2 separate regions of the Homo sapiens genome follow, and region 2 is linked to region 1. A link is a contact called in ENCODE Hi-C or POLR2A ChIA-PET data. All regions are on one chromosome and are shown on one strand. Each heading gives the region's core, a stretch centred on a gene start or an enhancer-like site at or near the end of the contact. The rest is flanking DNA. Distances are from core to core; before and after follow the strand shown.

Region 1 (3,089 bases), core at 201-2,700:
GCATGAGGACTGGCCAGGAAAAGGCCTGTGGGGCCTGGCCCCTATCAGGGACACTTGGGCGAACAAGGCCACCCCACTCCCAATAAGGTGTTTGGTGCAGTGCCCCGAGCAGTGGGGCCGCTCGGCTGCCCCCGTGGGGACGGTCTGTCCCAGGGTGGACAGCTGCTCTTCCTGAGGGGCCTGCCTGGATGCCACAGGCTGTGCTGCTGGAACCCAGGGATTCCACAGCACCATCGTCCTGATCACAAATTCTCAAGGAAACCAAGGAGCTCCTGCCTCACCTTAAAACATTTGGGATTTAATCTTGGAGTGAAAATTGTTATGACCCCACTGAATTTTAGAGTTTACACAAAAGGCCAAAGTGAAGGCAGAGACTCAGGCCTCTCAACTCCCACCCGCAGGGGCCTTTTCTTGCAACCTTAAAGGGCATCTGCTTCACGCCGGCCTCGGCAGGGCCCTCACACTGGCAGGACTACTTGCACACCGGGCCTGACACTCACTAGGGGAGGCTCCCCAGCCCGGCTGCACCACCCACCTCTACCTAGTCGCGTGTCCCGGCCAGTGCCCTTTCCACTCCCACCCAGTGCCCCCGCAGGGCCCCCTCTGTCCTCTTAGGGACCTCCACTCCCGGACCAATAGCCTCCTGCCTCAGGGCCCCCCACTCATGGGCCAATCGCCCCCTGCCTCAGGCCTCCCCCCACTCGTGGGCCAATCGCCCCCTGCCTCAGGCCCCCACCAACTCGTGGGCCAATCGCCCCCTGCCTCAGGGCCCCCCATTCCTGGGCCAATGGCCTTCTGCCTCAGGGACTCCCACTCTCAGCTGGTCCCCCCCGCCTCAGGGACCCCCACTCCTGGCCGTTCCCCCGTCAGGGCCCCCGACTGGCGGCTGCTCCCCCATCCTGCCTCGGGGCCCCCCACTCCCGGGCCAATGTCCTTCTGCCTCAGGTACCCCCACTCCCGGCCCGTCCCCCCGCCTGTGGGCCCCCCACTCCAGGCCGGTGGTAGCCCCTGCCTCAGAGCCGCCCACTCCTGGGCCATCTCCTGCCTCAGCGACCCCACTCCTGGGCCAATGCCCTTCTGCCTCAGGGACCCCCACTCCCAGCCGGTACCCCCCTGCTTCAAAGCCCCCGACTCCCGGCTGCTCCCCACCTGCCTCGGGGCCCCCCACTCCTAGGCCTACGTCCCCCTGCCTCAGGGCCCCTCATTCTCCATCCTCCTGACCCCCTCAGGGACCTTCTGGCCCGGTCCTCCCTAACTCAAGGGCCCCCACTCTCCATCCTCCCGACCCCCCACTCCCAGCCCGGTCCCCGCCGCCTCAGGGCCCCCTTTGGCCCCCGCTCCTCGCGGCGCCCCCTCCCCCGCGCGCGGCCGAGGCAGCGGAGTCCGCGCGTCATGGCGGCGGCGGGCGGGGCGCGTCTCGCACGCAGCGCGCCGGGCGGAGCGCTCGCCGCATTGTTTGCTTCGCTGGGGAGCGAGCGAGCGACCCGGCCCTGGAGTCCGAGCCAGCCCCGCGTCCCGCGCCCGCCGCCCGCCGCCCGCTCCCGCGCCCGCGCCCGCGCCCGCCGGCCGGGCCCCCCGAGCCGGGCCTCCAGCTGGGCCCCGAGCCCGAGCCCGCGCCGCGCGAGCCGCTGCCCGAGAGTCCGCGGCCGCCGCTGCCGGGCCCGGAGCCGCCGCGGCCGAGAGGGGCCCGCGCCCAGGAGCGGCGGCGGGGCCCGGCCTGCGCGGCCGTTGGCGGAGGAGCCGCGGGCGCCATTAGCACCGCCTCGGCCGCGCCGGCCCCCGCGCCCGCCCGCTTGCCGGGCTCCCGCGGCCGCGGCGCCCCGAAGGTGAGTGGGCGGGGGCCTGGCCGGGGAGGCCTCCCCGCCGCCTCGCGGGCCGCCCGGCCGCCGCCGCCGCCTCGGCCCGGCCTCTCGGGGTTGTGGTGCCGACGCCATGTTTGGCGGCGGCGGCGGCGGCGGCGGCTCCGCATTGTCTGCGGGCCGGGAGCCCGGGATGCCGGGGAGGCCGGGCGGGGAGACCGGGGAGGTCGGGCCGGGCGGCCGGGGAGACGGGCGGGAAGACGGGGAGGCCGGGCGGGGAGACCGGGTAGGTCAGGCCGGGGAGTCGAGGGAGGCCGAGTCGGGCTGTGGGTCTCGGCGGCCTGGGCCGCGGGCGCCTGCCCGGAGTCCGCGCTCGAGTCGGGTCGGGCCTCGGGCAGCCGCCGAGCCGGCCGGGCCGCCCCTTATGTAACAGACAGGCCCGCCGAGCTCTGCCAAGACGGGAACTCCCTGTGAGCAGGGACGCGCCCCGAGATCGCCCAGGAGCCGCGCGGCCTGCGGCGGCCGGGCTTGGGAACCGGCACCGCGGCCTCCCCGGGCGTTTGCAGGGAGACGCCTCGCGACGAACGCGAGGCTTCCCCGGGCCTTTTAAAACGAGTGACACGATTGAGGCGCAGTTCACGGGAAACGCGGCTCTTGTGAGCGGACGCGGGAGTTCTGAGAATCCGTAGCAGCGGGACCCCCTGCCCCGCGGGGTGCGGCCCCGTCTCCCCAGAAAGCGCGGCCGCCCGTGTCTGTTTTTGAGGGTCTGTCGCCAGGTGGTTGTGTAGTTAGTGGAATCGGCGGATGTTTTTGTTTGGCCGGCCCAGCGCCGTCCCGAGTGCTGTGTGCTGCACACAACTTCGCACAGCTCAGCGGCCGCGGCCCCTGTGGCCTTGACCGAGAGGCCCGGCGCGTGGCCGGCTTCTCCCTGGGCGGGCGGTGGGAAGATGGAAGCGGCCGTCTTGTGGGCAGCCTTCCCCGCCTGTGGCCCGCAGGGCTCTTCGATGTACTTAAGGGAATTATTCCTTGAGAAGCTACGTGTGTGCCCCCGCGGATCCCTCCCAGTGGAAATGCTTGTCCCAGTGGAAGGGCCAGGGACAGAACCGGCCCAGGGGGGAAGCGGTGAAGCAGAGGAGGTCGTGGGTCGCCCTGCCCTGCTGAGGGCCTACTTTCCCCGGGTCCCAGTTGCATGTTGAGGGTATGGAGCTGCTGTGGCCGTGAAGCCTTCGGTTCAGTTCTCCCCTTGTAGAAAGTGTTGCGATGAAGAGCTTCACGGCTCCCTGGGAGAGA
Region 2 (3,178 bases), core at 292-2,791, 110 kb before region 1:
CTTGGGTGGGGAGGGGAGAGTCTGGCACAGCTTCCCTTTGGCTGTTCCCGCCTCCCCGGTTCCTGGCCCGTGGCCCCTGCCCCATCCGCCTTCTCCATGTCTGGCACTGCCCTTCCCTATGTGGGGCACGGGTCCTCACTCCTTGGGTCTCAGCTCCCAGGCAGCCCTCCCAGGCCCTGCGAGGACCCTGTGGGTGTTTGTCCCTGTGTGACTGAGGCACCACATAGAGCAGGATGTGCTAAGGCTGTACGCCTGGGCCCCACGGTCAGACGGATAGACAGAAACGTGGATGGACCGACGGGCAGCTGGTGGCCAGCGCAGGCTGCCGAGAATTGGCGGAAGTGGGGCGGGTGGCCGGCGGGCGGCCTGGCAGATCCTGGAAATCCTCGCTTCCTGTTTTCCCAACAAAGGGCCTCTGTCCCCCCAGGAAGGCCACTGGCTGGCGGCAGTGGACGGACATTCCTTTTCCGTAAACAGGATTGTTTTCCTTTTCTCCTCTGGACACAATAACAGCAGCCCCCATGCCCCCCATCCTGTCTCCTGTCACCACTAGCCATGGGGCGTGGACAGTGTGGACGGGTAGGGGGTCCACAGAGCAGGCTTTCCTGGACCAGGTGCCCATTCTGTCACCCTGGGAGTGGGAGTCACAGTGGGGGCCATAGCCTAGTTGACGGCAATGAGGCCTCCAGGGCAAGGAGTGGGAATTCAGTGACGTCTGCCCCACAGGGCAGGTGGGAGGCTGGACCAGCCTTGGGCTAAGGAGACCCTGTGAGCCTCATGGCCCGAGGCAGCAGTGCTTGGGGCAGAGGCCAGGCTTAGGTCTCTGCAGGGGCTGGGCCTCCCTCCAGGTGGACCTCCCCCCGCCCCAGGCTGGCTTTGGGTGAATGCATCTGACTTCCAGAAGCCCCAGAGCAAGACCCTAGAGTAGCTAGAAGCCCCAAGGGGACCCTGGGCGTGGCGGGAGGGGGCAAGGGAAAAGCCTCCAGAGGGTTCAGGGCCCTCCCCTGCCACAGGAGACCCAGTGAGGGCTGCAGGGACAGCCTGGATCTGTGCAGTGCAGATGGCGTGGAGGGGCAGAAGTGGCACGGTTCCCGCGTGCACAGCTCTGAGTGAGCGCAAGTGTGGCTGCTGTGCACACCCAGGCAGCGGGTGCCTGAATGGGCCTGTGTGAGGGGCTGGGACTATTTATAGCCGCTCCTAGCCCAGAGGAGCTATTAATAGCCAGGGTTGAGGGGGACGGACAATGTCTCCTGCTGGCCGCTGCCTGCGGGTGGGGTGGGGGTGGGTGCCATTCTGTGCCCGGAGACACCCGGGGCTGGTACCCCAGCCCCCACCCAGGCTTCGGCACAAGGGCCACTGTTATCTGGTCAGCAGCTGAGCCAGGGGTCTGCATTCACCTGGGACAGCAGGCTGGGGGTGCACCAGGCTACAGCCCCCACCCTGCTCTCCCCGGAGGCCGTTCTGCAGCCACACTGACCCTGAGGAGGATGGGATGGTGGGCACGTGAGCTGGCAGCAGCAGGGCACCCCGGATGGAAAGGGATGCTGAGACCAGGACCCCCATATCTGGTTCTCAGATTCCAGCATGGGGAAGGGGTAAGGAAGTGCTGTGGGGACCGCAGAGCCAGAAGTGGATTTGAGAGAGGCCGGCCCTGCAGGCCCCCCAACCTGCCTCTGGCAGTATAACCAGGTGTCCCTGAAGTAAACAGGTGAACTGAGGCCAAGTCAGATGGGCCTTGGAGCCACTGGAGGGGTGTGGATGGAGGGCTGTGGGTGGAGGAGAAGGGCCCTGCCAGAATTCAGGCTGGTGGGGGCAACAGGCAGCCTCATAGCCCGCTGTCCTGGCTGAGGCTCATTCCCTGTGATCATTTTTGAGAAAAAAAAAAAAAAAAAAAGGGGGGAGGGCGCCTAGCTTGTAAAAAGACCAGATCCCGACCCCACGAAGGGTGAAGTGTGACCTGGGTGGGGCGGGGGGCACCCCTCCAAGCCTTGGCTGCACCCGGCTCCCTGTGCCACACGCGTCCCCAGCATCAAGAGGCGCACCCCCCACCTCTCCCTAAGCCCAGCCAGGCTGCAGAGAAAACAGGAAAGCTCGGAGGCCCAGCCAGGCGCCCTGTGGGCGGGCCTGGGGGAGCTGGGGACGCAGGTTCTGGCTTCCACCCCGGGGGGGCGGGGGGTGTGCGGCGGCGGCGGTGGCGCTCGTGCATCTCATTCTGCGCCTGCTCCCGCGGGGGCTCCTTTCCTTCGGGGAGCCCCCGCCCCCGGGGCCGTGACTAAGCGGAGTCACCTGCCGCCAAGGGCTTTCCAAGAAGGTCAAGGCCAACCGCGCTCCGGCCCACGCCCCAGAGCTCGGGCCGGGCCCTCACAGCCATCGTCCTGCTCATCGTCATTGCTCCCGCAGGGGGTTCCCAGCGACGAGGAGCGCGGGGCCGGGGCGGCGGGGGAGGAGCGCGGGCGGGTCCCTATGGGGCTGGGCACGGGCTGCAGGTCCCCTCCCATGCTCAGCCCAGGCCCCACACCCTCCACCCCTGCTCCTCCCGGACCTCCACCCTCCCCTCCGTCCCTGCTCCTCCCGGACCCCCACCCTCCCCTCCGTCCCTGCTCCTCCCGGACCCCCACCCTCCCCTCCGCCCCCACCCCTGCTCACCCCAGGCCCCACACCCCGCACCCCTCCTTCTCCCAGACCCCCAGGCTCCCCTCCGCCCCTACCCCTGCTCCTCCTGGACCCCCCACACCCTCCCCTCCGCCCCAACCCCTGCTCATCCTGAACCCCCCACCCTCCCCTTTGCCCCACCCCTGCTCCTCCCACATCCCCACCCTCCCCTCCGCCTCCACTCCTGCTCCTCCCGGACCCCCACCCTCCCCTCCGTCCCCGCCCCTGCTCCTCCCGGACCCCCATCCTCCCCTCCGCCCCCACCCTGCTCCTCCCCGCGCCCCCACTCCCCGCCCCCACCCTCCGTCCCCAACACCTGCTCCTTCCCAGACCCTCATCCCCCTGCCCCAGTCTCGCTCTTCAGCGCACCCCCGGCACCTCCATTGCGTCCCCTCCCCCCACCTCCTCGTAGCGCCCCCATCTGCTCCCCGCCCCCGCCCGCCGGGGAAAGCCCAGCTGACGCTTCCGGCACCGCCCCCTTCCCGGCAGGGCCGCTCCCCGCCCTTCCCGCCCGCGGGAGCAACAC

Evidence for each region. Hi-C counts contacts between places; a loop is a spot of excess contacts on that map. ChIA-PET counts read pairs that join two places held with the same protein, here RNA polymerase II (POLR2A). Pooled maps may share reads with other maps.
Region 2: a pooled map shows a loop between it and region 1 (3-fold over the local background). The contact joins the enhancer-like site here to the promoter of BRD1 in region 1. A Hi-C loop is called at or near these places in 2 of 168 maps with a recorded cell type or tissue (B cell and CD4-positive, alpha-beta T cell), 3 of 37 single-sample maps with no recorded cell type and 8 of 50 pooled maps. POLR2A ChIA-PET finds 5 or more read pairs at or near these places in 8 of 52 experiments (GM12878, PC-9, activated B cell and 4 more).

Annotation. Positions count from the first base shown.
Region 1 is chr22:49,826,234-49,829,322 of GRCh38, reverse strand. BRD1 (bromodomain containing 1) reads left to right here and starts at 1,450. Exons shown (of 13, transcript NM_001304808.3): 1 at 1,450-1,826. RefSeq lists silencers at 1,316-1,385, 2,116-2,285 and an enhancer at 2,786-2,985.
Region 2 is chr22:49,935,359-49,938,536 of GRCh38, reverse strand. No RefSeq gene overlaps it. Among named protein-coding and RNA genes, the nearest start is that of CRELD2, 18 kb to the right of the region's middle. RefSeq lists silencers at 2,046-2,585, 2,362-2,656, 3,145-3,178 and an enhancer at 1,795-2,634. Within about 2 kb of position 1,541, at least 36 of the 41 ENCODE cell types and tissues checked have a DNase peak (open chromatin) inside an H3K27ac peak, as active enhancers do; they include B cell, CD4-positive, alpha-beta T cell and GM12878, where a contact is called at or near this core.